Regions from separate parts of the Homo sapiens genome. Here region 2 is linked to region 1. Evidence: read pairs that join two places in POLR2A ChIA-PET (ENCODE). Cell type or tissue: A673. All regions are shown on one strand.

The links. ChIA-PET counts read pairs that join two places held together with the same protein. Peaks named below come from ENCODE experiments on the same cell type or tissue, not always from the same donor. Only the 100,000 strongest peaks of a DNase experiment are listed, where the experiment ranks them.
Region 2: POLR2A ChIA-PET joins it to region 1 with 13 read pairs; 4 of 35 experiments call an interaction of 5 or more read pairs at or near these places.

Annotation. Positions count from the first base shown.
Region 1 is chr9:100,276,343-100,278,842 of GRCh38, reverse strand. All of the region lies in intron 12 of INVS (inversin), which reads right to left. It overlaps LOC124902235 (a long non-coding RNA gene), which reads left to right. Exons shown (of 2, transcript XR_007061700.1): 2 at 1,322-2,500. Among named protein-coding and RNA genes, the nearest start is that of TEX10, 75 kb to the left of the region's middle. In A673, no CTCF peak of the experiment used is centred here; DNase peaks (open chromatin) are centred at 1,142 and 1,462.
Region 2 is chr9:100,061,934-100,064,433 of GRCh38, reverse strand. The region is part of intron 1 of ERP44 (endoplasmic reticulum protein 44); the gene reads left to right. Among named protein-coding and RNA genes, the nearest start is that of ERP44, 36 kb to the left of the region's middle. In A673, no CTCF peak of the experiment used is centred here; a DNase peak (open chromatin) is centred at 1,063.

The DNA of each region.
Region 1 (2,500 bases):
CAAAATGAATATGTAAGTGTCAAAGAGCATTGTGAGGATGAGTGGTATATAATGTGTTTGCTGCCTTGAGCAAGGCAAACAAGTTAAAGTTCTACACTTACGGAGAGTCACGTATAAGAACTGAAAGAAACCTAAGAGAGTATTTGGTCTAACCCTTCCGTTTGACAGATGGGGAAACTAAGGCCTACAGTGATCAATGGCTTATGTAAGGTTTTAGACCCTTTGTAGGGGAATTTACTGAACATTTATTTATTGAATGCTTACTATATACCAAACATTCTAAGGTACTAGAGATGTGGAGGTACATAACACACAGTCCCTGTTCTCAAGAAACTGACAATCGAGTCAGGGAATCAGACCCATACACTCCTGCCAACAGTGAGTTCTAGATGTGATGAGTGCTAAAGGAGAAGTAACTATATAGGGCTATGGGAGGATGTGGGAGACACTCACTAATTAAACGGGGAGAAAAAGGCTGCATATGAAGAATGAGAGAGGAATAAACTGAGAGGTTATTTCAGGCAGAGGGAGAAGTATGCATGAGCAGAGACTCAGAAGAGATCTCAGAGACCAGCTCCTCACATAAATTTTTTTTTTTTTTTTTTTTTTTTGAGACAGGGTCTCTCTCTCTGTCTTCCAGGCTGGAGTGCAATAGTGTGATGTAGCTCACTGCAGCCTTAACCTCCCTGGCTCAAGTGATCTTCCCACCTCCCTAGTAGCTGGGACTACAGGTATAAGCCACTACACACTGGCTAGTTTTAAAATTTTTTTGTAGAGACGTGGTCTCACTATGTCTTGAACTGCTGGGCTGGTCTCAAACTCCTGGGCTCAAGCGATCCTCTTGCCTTGGCCTCCTAAAGTGCTGTGATTATAGGCATCTTCACATAATTTAAAAAATTCCTTATATACGATTGTGGAGAGATGATAATTCCACTTCTGTTGGATCATTTCCAGTGAGAGGAAAATATTACCTCATGAGACAAAAAAGATTTAGCTCTAACCTTTTCAGTTGGTGTTGCATGGTGTCTAGGGGTTTGTCAGATTTTTATCTCTTCATTGTCACTGAATAACAGGCATAGAAATAGTTGATCTTTAACTCCCTCTCAAGGGAATAAGAAAATGTCGTGTGTCTTAGGACCTTTGACTTACAGAATGTTAGAGCTGGGAGGGACGTTAGAGATCATTTAGTCCAGTGGTTTTTGTCTTTTTGTGTGTGACTCATGGACCCCCTTTGGAGAATGTGATAAAAAAAAATCTATAGATCCTCTCCCACGAAATGCATATGTGCTCCTGACACACAAAATGCTGTGTACAATTTCAGGTACCCATGGATCCCTGAAGCCCATCTTGAATTAAGAAAACCTCTTTCCATTTTACTGATGAAAATCTGAGGCTCAGAGAAGTGGAATGGCATGAAATAGAACTATGGAAGTAATTCCCCATGGGCCAGATGACTTTGTGAGCAGATGAGTCAGACACATGGGCCAACCATTAACAATCTGGTGATGTTCACGGGAGCATTGACTAATTACCAAGTGAAAAGGAGATGAGCAGTAGCAATGGAAGTGTTATGAGCAGTTTTTTAAAAATCTGAAAGTTGGTTTATGAAAAAGGATTTAGATTTTTCTCTTTGGCTTCCAGGGGTAGCTTCAAGACCAAAGGGTAGAAAAGAACTTTTGCTAGACAGAGCCCTCCACTAATGGAATATGCTATCTTGAGAGGTACAGGACTTCTTGCACTTGACTTTTTGGGGACACAGAACAATCTCTCGTAGAAGGGACTTAAGCATCACAAGAGTTTGAACTGGGTTACCAAAACTGGACGTGACGATGAAACTCTTAGAAACATAATCACATATACTAGCCAGGAAGGAGCTCAGGTCTCCCAGTAAGTGAAGTGAAGAAAGTTCAGGATGGCTGAGACATCAAGTGAGAGGGTGGTGGTAGTGGAGAGAAATGAGACTTAGAAATGTAAGTGGAAGTGAAAGAAATGTTGAAGGATCTTACAGAGCACCATGGCTGGTATTTAAGAATGAGGGGGCTGGGCGTGGTGGCTCATGCTTGTAATCCCAGCTCTTTGCGAGGCTGAGGTGGGTGGGTTGAGGTCAGGAGTTTGACACCAGCCTAGCCAACATGGTGAAACCCCATCTCTACTAAAAATACAAAAATTAGCTGGTCGTGGTGGCACACACCTGTAATCTCAGCTACTTGGGAGGCTAAGGCAGGAGAATGGCTTGAACCCAGGAGGTGGAGGTTGCAGTGAGCTGAGATCGAGCCACTGCACTCCAGCCTGGATGACAGAAAGACTCTGTCTCAAAAAAAAGAAGAACGAGGGTTTGTATAGAGTGGTGGTGGCACAGAAGAATGAAAGCAAAAGGCTATCAAAGGGGGAATGCATACAATCAATGGTAGCAGCACTAGCAAGCACATAAAAAGGCCAGAAGAGAGACAGACTGTGGTGATGGGCTGCTTGCATTTGCATGTCGGTGTGTTGCAGAGTC
Region 2 (2,500 bases), 210 kb after region 1:
TTCCTCAAACATGTTAAAATGTTTGTTCGCAATTTCAATTTCTGGACCTTTTCCTCCTACTTCTCATATCCAATATCGTCTCTCTAAATTCTTAGTGTGTTAACATCATCTACCTATTCATCCATCTAATCATTCATTTAGTACATATTTGAATGTTTCTTGTGTACAAACAGGGTACAGTGATCTGTGGGATACAAAATTGAATAAGGTGGTCTCTACTTTCAAGGTACTCCCCGTCTGTTGGAGGAAGTAAGACACCAGTGCAAATAACTAATTTAAGGATAGAATTAATTTGTTTCTTAAAGACAGAATAATATGTTAACACCCTATAGAAAGTGCTCTTGGTGTTCAGAGCAGGGAGAGATATAAATTTTTAATAACCATCTAATGGAAGAAAACATTCTTTCCTTGCTGAAGAAGCTCCTGCTATTGAAAGCTAGCCTTTCACTTTTATTAGTCTTTTAAATGAATTTGGGTATGGTATTTGCCATTTTACTGGTATGCCTTTTTATATGAGATCCCATCACTAGGCTGAAATGTTGTAATAGTTGGTACAGTAAATGCATGGAGGAGTTATCTAATGAATTATGAGAGATGATTAAAGATGCCACTCTGCTCTGCTTTCTTGGCAAGAAAATGAGCTAATAAGCTGGAGAGAATGACCAAGTTGTAAAATACTTCCTAAGTTCATATCTGTATATTTGTATATGTTGTCTAAATATTTCATCATTAGAGACTATATTCTTCATGACTATTAAGATCTATGAAAATTTCCATGTAAGTTTTTATTTTGTTTTTAACGTAAATTTAAAAGTTTTATTCAAGTCTAAATTGAAAACAAAAATTAATGATCCCTATCAAAAGCTTTATGGTCTGGAGTCATACTTTATTTTACTTAAGCACTATAGCATTTGACACATGAAGATGTTTTCCCGGGAGAATCTTGTTGCTGCCCAGGGCTGACAGGAAAAAAAACAATTTGTCCGACTAGTGGAGCTTACTAACAGTTCAAATAAACAACCCGTCTTTCCCTTCATACTGCATATTAATAGAAATGTTAATGATAAGCTAACAGGAAACTGCCTCCTTTACACCCTACAGGGAGCAGAGATTACTGGGTCAGAGAGTTTTCTTGCTTTGGGCCCTCTTAACAAACACAACTGTTAGCAAAATACCAATCTTATCACTTGCATATTTATTAGCACAGTATTTTTAAAGTAATAGTTATCTATTTAATACAGCCAAATTGATCATTGCCTCATTTTTGCCATTACTTAGCATGTAAATATTTTTGCCATGTAAGTATTTCAAGGTAAAATCAATTTCCCTCTCTCTCTCTCTTTTTTTTTTTTTTTTTTGTGAGACAGGGTCCTGTTCTGTCATCCAGGCTGGAGTGCAGTGGCACAATCATAGCTCACTGCAAACTCGAACTTCTGGGTTCAAGTGATCCAGTGGCCTCAGCCTCCCCAGTAGCTAGGACTACAGGCATGTGCCACCATGCCTGGCTAATTTTTTAAGTTTTTTGTAGAGACAGGGTCTTGCTATGTTGCCTAGGCAGGTCTTAAACTTCTGGCCTCAAGGGGTCCTCCTGCCTTGGCCTCCCAAAGTGCTGGGATTATAGGCATGAGTCACTGTGTCCAGCTAGTAAAAAGCTATTAACTTTAGATTTTAAACATATATTCTCTCTACATATTTTGATAGATGATAATTAACTCTTCAAAAATATTTCAGAATAACCAAAAGAGTGGATTTGGAGTGTTCCCAACACAAAGAAATGATAGATGTTTGAGTGATGGCTATACCACTTACCCAGATTTGAGGTAGCGCACACCATGCCGTATGCATTTGTGCCCTCAGTACCTAGTAGACACTGTAAATATTATTGAATTATTTAATGACTTGACTTCAATAATGCCAACTTCATTGTTCTATGATAATATTTTTCTGCCTTCTTAAGTTTTTCTTTAGCACACAGGTGTAAAATCTTGCTATTACCAATATTATTGGGTTCCACAGTTATCTAGAACTGGTCAGATACTTATGAAGCCAGGATCTGTTATTAAGACATTGATAATGTAGAGTAGAAAAGATTTCTTACCCATCTCTAGGTTCATATCTGAGACTCCTATAATAAAAGGTAGATTAACAAGAGAAAAGCATACAAATTTATTTAATATAAGTTTTACATGACATGGGAGCCTTCAGAAATTACAACCCAAAGAAGTGGGAAAAACTTTATTTTTATTCATAGGTTGATGTACAGACATACGACTGGACAAAGGGGGTATGATCTAATAGTAATAAACTGGGGAAACTGTTAGTTTAGATTCTTCTTGGTATCTCTGTGTCCGCAGAGATTGGGATATTCCTTTTCTCAGGGTCTAGAGGATACGTCTCTTAGCGGGGTCTTAAGACCTACTTTAGAGTAATGTCAGAGAATTATTTTATGACCTGTTTTAGGGAAGAAGGGCAGGAGAAGGTCAGGGAGACCTTTTTGCTT